Regions from separate parts of the Homo sapiens genome. Here region 1 is linked to region 2. A link is a loop called in an ENCODE intact Hi-C map of the cell type or tissue named here. Cell type or tissue: CD4-positive, alpha-beta T cell. All regions are shown on one strand. Each heading gives the region's core, and the rest is flanking DNA. Links, peaks and the distances in the headings are about the cores only.

Evidence for each region. Peaks named below come from ENCODE experiments on the same cell type or tissue, not always from the same donor. Only the 100,000 strongest peaks of a DNase experiment are listed, where the experiment ranks them.
Region 1: a loop joins it to region 2, with 2.7 times the contacts of the local background. A loop is called at or near these places in 6 of 110 quality-filtered maps.

What each region holds. Positions count from the first base shown.
Region 1 is chr15:70,583,184-70,588,550 of GRCh38, reverse strand. It overlaps LINC02204 (long intergenic non-protein coding RNA 2204), which reads left to right and starts at 1,945. Exons shown (of 2, transcript NR_135691.1): 1 at 1,945-2,676. RefSeq lists an enhancer at 2,027-2,971. In CD4-positive, alpha-beta T cell, for the core only: a CTCF peak has its summit at 3,138 (motif pointing right); DNase peaks (open chromatin) are centred at 2,800 and 3,180; H3K27me3 peaks cover 486 bases.
Region 2 is chr15:70,489,662-70,495,028 of GRCh38, reverse strand. No RefSeq gene overlaps it. Among named protein-coding and RNA genes, the nearest start is that of LINC02205, 14 kb to the left of the region's middle. RefSeq lists enhancers at 1,683-2,227, 2,639-2,688. In CD4-positive, alpha-beta T cell, for the core only: no CTCF peak of the experiment used is centred there; DNase peaks (open chromatin) are centred at 2,068, 2,568 and 3,488; H3K4me3 peaks cover 1,003 bases; H3K27ac peaks cover 335 bases.

The sequences.
Region 1 (5,367 bases), core at 178-5,177, 93 kb before region 2:
ATATGAATAAGACAGCACTTGAGGACTTCACAATTTAGAAGGGAAGACAGATAAGTAATTGGAACAACAAGAACACTGAATTACGTTTTAATATAATGTGGTTAGAGGAAGCAATCGAAGCAAGCACAGGAGGCTTTGAAGCAGAGGTGGGGTGGGGAGGAGGCACAGGAGCAGGAGTTAATCACAGGACAGTGTGTCTATCGCATGAGGTGGGGTGGGGAGGGAAGAGGACGTCCTCTGCAAAGGGGACCCTGTAAGTGAGGGATAGTGTGTGGAATCACAAGCCGTTTTGTATTATGGGGACCAGTCTAAGGTGGGAAGGGATGGGGTGTGAAGTTGGAGACATCCGCAGGGGTCGATGGTCAAGGTTCTCTCTGCCTGGGTACGAACCTTGGCCTTCATTCTGAAGGCTGAGGCACTGAAGGGTTTGAAGCAGGGAGTGGCCTGGTCTGAACTGTGTTTTGCATAGCCATTCCGGCAGCGATGTGGGGGTGGCTTTGCTTAGACAGAAGGCAGAGAGGTAGGGGGTGGGGAGGCATCTCTGAAGACTCTCAGGATGTAGCAGGAGAGTCTATACTGCCTGTCCCAGCTCTGTAGTCTGGGTGATGAGGTTTGGTGGTGCTCTTTACTAATTTAGTCCAGGAGGAGGGGCAGGGGCATCCCTGGGCAAGGGGAATAGGGATGCGTGCTCCTAGTTCTGTATGGAGTTTGGAGAGTGAACTGGAATGAGGAGTGCCAGACCCAAGCAGATCTTCTCCGTTTTTAAAGAGGAGGAAATAGCTCTGAGTGGGACAACTGAATTGTCCAACGTAGGTCACGCTGAGAGGTGACAGCGTGCTGGCAGTCCTCACAGCCCTCGCTCGCTCTCGGCGCCTCCTCTGCCTGGGCTCTCACTTTGGCGGCACTTGAGGAGCCCTTCAGCCCACCCCTGCACTATGGGAGCCCCTTTCTGGGCTGGCCAAGGCCAGAGCCGGCTCCCTCAGCTTGCGCGAGGGAGAGGCGCGAGCGGGAACCGGGGCTGCGTGCAGCACTTGCGGGCCAGCTGGAGTTCCGGGTGGGCGTGGGCTTGGAGGGCCCCGCACTCGGAGCAGCCGGACGGCCCTGCCGGCCCCGGGCACTGAGGGGCTTAGCACCCGGGCCAGCGGCTGCGGAGGGTGTACTGGGTCCCCCAGCAGTGCTGGCCCACCGGCGCGCTGCGCTTGATTTCTCGCCGGGCCTTAGCTGCCTTCCCACGGGGCAGGGCTCGAGACCTGCAGCCCGCCATGCCTGAGCCTCCCACCCCCTCCATGGGCTCCTGTGCGGCCCAAGCCTCCCCGACGAGCGCTGCCCCCTGCTCCAGTGCCCAGTCCCATCGACCGCCCAAGGGCTGAGGAGTGCGAGCGCATGGCGCAGGACTGGCAGGCAGCTCCACCTGCAGCCCTGGTGCGGGATCCACTGGGTGAAGCCAGCTGGATTCCTGAGTCTGGTGGGGACGTGGAGAGTCTTTATGTCTAGCTCAGGGATTGTAAATACACCAATTGGCACTCTGTATCTAGCTCAAGGTTTGTAAACACACCAATCAGCACCCTGTGTCTAGCTCAGGGTTTGTGAGTGCACCAATCCACACTCCCTATCTAGCTGCTCTGGTGGGGCCTTGGAGAACCTTTATGTCTAGCTCAGGGATTGTAAATACACCAATCGGCACTCTGTGTCTAGCTCAGGGTTTGTGAATGCACCAATCAACACTCTGTATCTAGCTATTCTGGTGGGGCCTTGGAGAACCTTTGTGTCCACGCTCTGTATCTAGCTAATCTAGCGGGGAGGTGGAGAACCTTTGTGTCTAGCTCAGGGATTGTAAACGCACCAATCAGCGCCCTGTCAAAACAGACCACTGGGCTCTACCAATCAGCAGGATGTGGGTGGGGCCAGATAAGAGAATAAAAGCAGGCTGCGCGAGCCAGCACTGGCAACCAGTTGGGGGTCCACTGCCGCAGTGTGGGAGGTTTGTTCTTTCGCTCTTTGCAATAAATCTTGTTACTGCTCACCCTGGGTCCACACTGCTTTTGTGAGTTGTAACACTCACTGGGAAGGTCTGCAGCTTCACTCCTCAAGCCCGGGAGACCGCGAGCCCACCGGGAGAAACGAACAACTCTAGACGCGCCGCCTTAAAAGCGGTAACATTCACTGCGAAGGTCTGCAGCTTTACTCCTGAGCCAGCGAGACCACGAGCCCACCAGAAGGAAGAAACCCCGAATACGTCTGAACGTCAGAAGGAACAAACTCCAGAAGCGCCACCTCAAGAGCTGTAACACTCACCGCGAGGGTCCGCGGCTTCAGTCTTGAAGTCAGTGAGACCAAGAACCCACCAATTCGGGACACAATACCTATAATCCCAGTACTTTAGGAGGCCAGGGCAGGCGGATCATCTGAGCTCAGGGGTTGGAGAGGAGCCTGAACAACATACCGAAACCCCGTCTCTACAAAAAATACAAAAATTAACCGGTTGTGGTGGCCGGTGCCGGTAGTTCCAGCTAGTGGGGGACTGCGGAGGTGGGAGCTGAAGCGGGAGGATCGCTTGAGCCTGGAGGTTGAGGCTGCAGTAAACAGGGATTGCGTCAGGACACTCCAACCTGGGGAACAGAACGATGCCCTAAAAGGCTGGCTGAGCTGACTGGAGTCCAATCTCCTGACTCTCAAGTAAGTGCTCCGCAACAACTACCCGTGGTTGTACAGGTCAGAGTTCAGGGGAGGCTGCGGGGAGAGAGACAGAGGAGGCTCTGGAGAGGGAGGGGTGAGGTCACCTGGGGTGACAGGGCACTGTGCAGAGACTGGGGGCGGGGAGGAGAGGAGCTGCCAAAGACGTTACCTCGACTGCTGTGGTTCTCAGAGAGCTCGGGAAGTTAGCTGTGGGCTGGGGTCGAGGGGGGGAGGGGGGAAGGGGATTTCCATCTGCGGATGGAGCGCGTTCACAGAGGGGACCAGCGCGTCCCAGCTACCCAGCTCCCAAGTTGTCCAGTCCCGCCTGGAACCCAGAACCCCTTGACGCTGAAACCCTGCGCTCCTGAGAACTGCTGCTGCCGGGGGAGGGGTCCTCACCCGCGGGGCTCGGCCTCTGGTGCCCGCCGCGGCAGCGACCCTGCTCGGGCTGGAAAGGGGTCCACGCTCGGTCCGCAGGGGGCGCTGCGCACCGGGGCAAAGGCGCGGCGCACCCGGGCAAAGGGGAGGGGCCCGCACAGGGTCGGCGGCGGCTCTCCCAGCCCGGCGGAGACCTGCCTGGCAATCGCTGCGCATCGGCGGTACCGGGAGGCAGGGGCCCGGGGATAAGAGAGCTTCAGACTTCAAAGGAAATGCTGGGGTCGCCCAGCGGCGGAACCCGGGCAGCCTGGGCAGGGACGGGCGCGGATTCGCCCGGGTCCCGCTGCTCTGTCTTTGCTGTTTCTTTGGTGGAGGCCTGACGCCCCTCCCCAGACCCCCGGGGTCTGTGACGGGGGCCGAGGGGCTCTGACCCGAGCAGCCCCCAAGTCCTCGCGGGTCAGGCCCACTGTTTACAGGGATTCTGCCCAGATGAGTCACATCAAAGGCCTAAGCCACAAGTGATTCCACTTAGAAAAGAATTGCCTACGGGTGTCTGACGGCGTTTTGCTGAAAAGGAATCCAGGTGGAATTTATTGATTTTACTTTGCGGGCGAGGGTCAAAAGGCTTGTGGCCCCTTGCTAGCTTGTGATTTGGGCTTATTTCTCCTCTCCTAAAGCCCAATTTCCCCATCTGTTAAGTGAAGAGGGACATGTCTTATAGGATCCAGCCTGGGCTGAGTCGTCTAAACTCAGGTGTGATCTGAAGGAGAACTCAATACAGAAGCCATAGCAATCAAAAGCCTCCCACACTTCCCCTCTGGCCCCCTAACTTGGAGAAGCAAGTGGAGTGTGTGCTTGTGGCTGGGGTGGGTGAGGAGGCAGGTAAGCCGTGGCCCAATGAAGACATTTATGGAGACTATTGACTCGCATCCACCCCCGTCTTGCCTTCTGCCAACATGGTAGAAGGATCTCTCTCTGCTTGAGTTCTGAAATCAGGTTTAGCCCCAGTGTTGAGTTGTAATTCCACCCCCAGGGAAGGCTAGGAGAACCTTCTTTTACCACTCAGCGTGTGGTATCGGTCAAGCCAAGCATGAACAAGCATGAAGCAACTGGTCTGTCCTCTCTCACCCACTGCAACTCTTCTCAACCTTCCATTTTATTAATAACTATTGCCCAGAATGGGCTCCTCCCTGTTGAGGCTGGAGGACTAACCCCCACTTTCCCTGCCTCTCGCCCTGAGGCCCCTCCCGACTCTACCATTATGTTGAGCTTTTTGAAGAAACTTCTATGTTTGGCCCTGAGTATCCTTACAGGGTAAGATATTGTGGATTTTCTAAACATTATATAAAGTGCCCATGATGGGGTAATGGCCAAATTCAACATAGTATAATATATGATCCCGTGCTATGGTTAGGAAGGACGACATAGAGCCCTATATACCCATGTGGGCAAATCTCCAGATATATTGTAGAATGAAAAATAGTAAATTTCAGAAGGACAGATTAATTCACAGCAACAATTAGCAAGCAAGCAAACTCCCTACAAGATGACACACTTTCTTTGGGTATGTATATACCCATTCATAAATAAATAGAAAAGGGCCAGGCGTGGTGGCTCAAGCCTGTAATCCCAGCACCTTCGGAGGCTGAGAAAGGCAGATCACCTGAGGTCAGGAGTTCAAGACCAGCCTGGCCAACCTGGTAAAACCCTGTCTGTACCAAAAATACAAAAATTAGCTGGGTGTGGTGGCAGGTACCTGTAATCCCAGTTACTCGGGAGGCTGAGGCAGGAGAAATCGCTTGAACCCAGGAGGCGGAGGTTGCATGCCATTGCACTCCAGCCTGAGAGACCAAAAAAAAAAAAAAAATGTTGGAAACATAGGAACCTCTGGGGAGAGGCGAAGAAGGGGCTAGATTTGGGGATGGGTGCTGAGGGACTTTAGCCTTATCTGTAATGTTTAAATGTTTTATGAGAATTTGTTACATCATTAAAAATTAGTATTTTTAAAAATTTGGCCTTTCTTGTAGTGGCCCCCAGACCTCCTGTTTTAAGCTCCAAGCTGAAGTTCTGCACTCTGGGGGATGTGCTTGTGCCCAGTCCATCCTGGAGACCCCAAACACCTGCAGAACACCTTATGTAATACCTTTAACTGCGTGAGCTCATCTGTCATTGGTCAGCCATAGGTGACTGCAGCAGGACTTTTGGGAGCCTTTGATCTGGTCCCTCTCAGCTCCTGCCTTTCCAGACTCTGATTTCTTGAGCCTCTCCACATGTGGCAGCCCCTGAAGCCGTGGCACGCTTTGTTGTTCTGCC
Region 2 (5,367 bases), core at 103-5,102:
CTATGATCTGTTTGCTTACTCTGAGTCTGAATGTATCAGTCACAGGGTGACTAACAGGCTGCCTCCTTGGGAACTGGGCGGGAAGGGGAGGCCCCTAAGTTTGAATGCCAATTTCTTGAGCGAGGCTAGGACCTGGGTCCCTTCCTCCCAGGGGGTGTTGTGGGGGAAGGTGGGGGAATCATGACCTGGCCCCACCTGCCTGCCTTTCTAACCTCTATTGCCAGCACCTAAGCCTCCAGCCACACCAACCGCCTGTCATTTCCTGAGCATGGTACCTTCCAAGCCATTCGCTCTGCTTGGCCTCCTTTTCCCCTGCACAGGGTAGGGCTTGACCTCTCTGTGCCTCAGTAAAACAGGAATAATAATAGTACCTGCCACAGGGGTGGAAGTAAGGACTAAATGAGAATCTCCCCTAAAGACTTAGAAGTGCGTGACATTAGCAAGTGCTTGATAAATGAGAACCAGGATTGTCATCACCTGACTCGCATGTCCCCACCTCTGGGACACCTTCCCAATCTCCCAGCAGAAAGATCCTTTCCTCTGGAGGCCCCAAGGCTCCCCCTGAGCCTCTGTGGAATCCTTATTCTGCTGCTTACAGTGGAGCCAGGGAGCATAACCTCTCTGCATTTCATTTTCCTCCCGCTGCGGAATAGAAATAATGATAGTGATGACCTCATCCCGGGTTGTCAGGAGGATTAAATGAGATAATGCTCATTAAGGGCTTAACACAGGGCACGACCTCAAGCAGTAAATCAATGTTCTGATGTGTGGTTATGATGGTTAATAATTAATGAGCATGCATTGTGAAGTCTGTCTTCCATCAGCAGAAACTCCCTGAAGGTAGAGGAGGTCCTCAGTCTTTCGTGGGACTCTTGGTGCTCACCTGTTGGGTGGGAACAAGGGCCTGATTCCTGAGCATGGTGGGTGAGGCTAGGCTGGCTGGTGGAGGGTGCCCACCTGTCCTGAGCGCAGGCCACTCTCACTGTTCAGCATAGTGTCCTTGGAGATACCTCCTGGGCCCTGCCTGAGCGAGCTTGGGCCCCAGCCCGGGCCACCACTGGCTTTGCTGTCTTCACTGTTGCCGATGAGCTGCACCGTGCACCTAGTAATGGTCACGACCACATCCCTCTCACCGTTCCCATCACCCTGAGCAGTGTCACTATCCTATCAGCACCAAGCCCCTGTCCTAGAGTGTCACCGCTGAGGGAGACCTTGGAAACCATCTGCTCCCATATCCCAGACTTATGCTTGAAAACTAAAGATGAGAGAGGTGCTCCAACTGGCCTAACACCACACAGCAAGTTGGAGGCAGTGCCAGGATTGGATCCAAAGCCTCTTGACTCCCACTGCAGGGCTCTTCCCAACACTTTGCTGCCTGTCCTTGCTTCACCAGAACCCCTGTCATCGTGCTGCAGAAGAAGGACACTCATATTTATTGAGCATCTACTATGTGCCAGATACTGTGTAGGCTTGTGTATTAGCTCAGTTACTCCTCCCAACACATCTGGAAGGGGTGATGTTATGCTCCCCATTTTACAGATGAAGAAACTGAAATCACTTGATCAGGATCACAGTAAGGCAATGAGGTAGGTGGAGTTGAAACCCAGATCTATCTAACTCTATATCCAGTGCTCTTTCCATTCTCCTTGAAGCTTCCTTTGGAAAGACTGGCACAGCTGGGCCCCAGCCCTGGGTGAATGGGTGGGAGCTGCCAGCCCAGCATCTTCATTCCTTTCTCTGCTGTGGACAGACGTGGAGGACCTGCGGACAACCAAATTACAGACAGTGACAGGACTGATGAACAGCCAGGCCTGCTTTTCCTGCTGGGGGTTTCCACTGCCTGGGTGACCCAGCCTGTGGCCCGCCCACCTGGACAGACAGAGTCCTGCCCTGCCCCGCCTGTGGGTGGGTGGGGTGGTAGTGGGCTAGGGGTGGGCTGGGGCCAGTGGAGCAGCAGAGACTAGGGCCGTGCAGCTGCCACGAGCCTCAGGCCGGTGGTGCCAGGAAAGGGGCAGGAAGTGGTTTGTGGGGAGTGGTGGCAGGGCTTGGGCTGTGCGATGTGGCTCTGCCTGAGGTTTCTGCTCTGGAAACCTGACTCATGTGGACAAAGACCAGGCTGCCCCACTTCCCCAGGGGGCAGTTAGAGCAATTACAGGCCCTGGCACAGTGAGGCCAGGGGGTTGTGCTCTCAGTGGGAGGCTGAATCAGGACCCGGGAACCCAAGGCTGCCCTAGGGGTTAGTGATTTCACCACTGGCCGGGTGGGTGGAGGGTGTATGGGAGGACGCGTCCACGCAGGCAGGCAGTGGGCTGAGCAGCAGGGAGGAAGCCGGTGGCCATGGGGAGGCCTGTGCTTGGCCTGTGGGGAGGGTCTCGTGGAGTCTGGAGTTTGGGGCCCGAGCCCAGCTTGGTTCTGACTTGGGGTTCTTGAGCCCCAGCTTGTGAACTTGGGCAAGGACCTTTCTTTCTCTGAGCCTCACTTTCTTTCTTTATCTCTAAAATGAGGTTTCCACCAGCTCTAAGAATTAGATGACTCTGCCCTGCCCCCACCCAATCAAAGGAGCCTACAAACCACAAGCGAGCAAAATAACAACACAGAAAACCACAGCTGAGAAGTCATAACTGCTGGAGACAGGCTAGGCCCTGCTCTGAGCCTCTGCATGTTTCCCATAGCCTTCCAGCAGCCCCGGTATGCCCCTCTCACAGAATAGGAAACAGACCAGAGTATTCCTGGGGATCCACGATGGGAGCCCCGGCCTACGTATTACAGATCGGTGACCTCTTCCAGGTGTGAACCGAGGATGCTGGCAGGCCCCACCTCCTCCCAGGGGCCCCCTCCCCTTACCTGGGTGCACTGGGGGCCTTGTCACCTCCTTCCCGTCTTGCCTCTGCAGCCATTAGAGTCACACCAAATGAGTATGGAATTTCTTCTCCTGATTGTATCGGAAAAAAGGAACTCTGGACCCTACCCTACGGCAGATATTCTTTTTTTTTTTCCCTAAGTTGTCCCTTACCTTACCAGAACCCCTATGTTCCCTACTGCCCTCCTCCGAACCCCTGTCTCCGGTCATACACCAGGAGGACATGACGGAATCAAAGGAGACTTTATAGACCAAACCAGGAGGCTTTGGAGAGTTCTAGGGAGTGTCTTCAGAGAGCAAGTGGCTGGGAGGGGCCAAGTGCCCAACTCTGGAACCCTGGCTGCTCCTCTACCACTCCCATGGGGGTCTGTGTGTTCCGCTTGCGGTTTTATGCGAAGAAAGTGTTGTCCCACAAAACACATTTCAATATCCCTGATTGAGTTCAATGTTCCCATTTATGGAATGGTGAAACTTAGGCCCAGGGAAGGAAATGACCTACCCAAGACCCTATAGCTGCCCAGTGACACAGCTGGGACTGGAACTCAGGGGTCCTGATGGCTGGCTCTGTGCCTTCCTGAGCTCTGCCCAGGCAGATGGTGGGGCTCAGAGTCAGACCGGATGCTGCCTGCCTTGAGCAGGAACTGCGGCTCCTCTTGGCTGTCACAACGTCCAAGAGAGACCTTTTGGATTGTGTTAAGCAGGGCAAGACTACTAAGTCGGGTGAAGCCAGCTCGTGTTTTTCTCTTGGTGAAAGTGGAGCAGTTCTGGCTGGAAACAGCAGATCTTCTAGACGAGATAATGCTAGCAAAGCATTTAGCAAGAGTTTCTGCATGAAGTAGGTGCTTAGAACTGTGAACTGAGGCAGAGAAACAGCTGTGGTTGCCTACACAGAATCACCTTCTCACTGTGTGACTCATGGAGCAGTATCTGAGAGGGAGGACTTGGGTTGAGGACAGGAGGGAAGGCCAGAATTTCCTTCAGACGCTGGTTCCACAGTGGCCATTCTCCCCTCCCCTCCGCACCTTTCACAACCCAGGGCTGAATGAATACGTGGGAACATTGGTTTGTGGGTGCAAAGATTGCTGAATCCAGACCAGTGGTCCTGGGCCCTATCTTGATGTGTCACCAGGTCTTCCCTCTGGGCCTCACTTTCCTCCTCTGTGACACGGACGCTTTGGACCAGATGGTTGTTCTCAACCCTGGTTGCCCGGAGAATCACGGGGGCGACTTTTAAACAATTCTGAGGCCCAAGCCTCACCTTAGGTCAAGGAACCTCTGTGGGTGCTTCTGAGCCTCTGTGGTTTTGATTCTGATGCCCAGTGAAGGGCAAGAAGCACTGAACTGGATGGCTCTGGGCTCCCTGATGGTTGGCACAGGACAGCGACATAGGACCTCACTAGATTGCTGTTAGCTGGGCTGTGCTTCTCTCGGCATGTGTGTGGGTGAGCGACAGAGCTGATGGAGCATCCTGCTCAGCTGGAAGCTGTCTCCCAGCATGGCGGACGTTTCTCTCCCATCAGCTCATAGGTGAGGGGCAGCGGCGGGTCCCTGGGTGCTGTAGGAAGGAGGGCACACCAGGGATTGGTCTCCAGGGCTGAGACCGCAGAAACCTTGTTCTTCTCCCTGCTGGAGAGTCTGGCCCCCACTGATGACAGCATGGCCCCCAGGGAACTCCCAGCTCTGAGGCTGACTCCTCCAGAAGGGGTCAGGCCACCCTCAGCCTTGGGACTCCTGAACCCTGGGTCCGTATCCTGATGGGCAGCTTGGGCTGGGGATGCAGCAGAAGCCCATGTGGGGCCAGCATCCAAAGCCAGACCCCCAGGATCCAGTTCAGGTTCTGCAACCTCTGGGCCTCAGTGATCTCATCTGTAAAATGGGGCAATAATCCACGCCCAATGTGGTGTTAGGGATTCTGATAGAGAGATCTTCAGAGAGAGGGTCAGTGAGCCCAAGCCTCAGGGACGGTGACAGGAGGAGGCATAGAGGCTCAGGGAGGAGGGGTCAGATGACATGGAGCTGGGAAAGCTGAAATTGAGGAGTCTTTATGTAGAGAGCAGAGCATCCCTTACACATCTATCTGTGGTTTTCACATGTACATGGGTGGATATTTTCACGAGTGGATCCCTTTAAAAAAGATAATTTTGCAAGGGGCCCCAGTTTATTAGGTATGGATAAGTGGAACTTGGATGGTTGGAGTGGGACCTGTCCCTCAGCTCCCCACCCCTACAGTGGCCTAACTGGGGAACAAATCTGAAACCACTGGTCTAGAGCAGGAGGACGCGCATTCTCCATCTCCTTCTGAGATTCGGCCCCGAGGAGATGGGTATAAAGTGCAGCAGAAACAGGGGTTGGATAGCAGGGAGCACTTCCCAGCAGTGGGGCTGGTAAGTGCTGAGCTTCTGGGTGCGCTGGTATCTTAGTCCTCCCCAGGCAGGAAGGGGTGAGCCATAGCCCCTCGAGGGCCTCAGCCTCCTGCTTCTGGGGATGGCAGGCAGGACCCCTTTCCT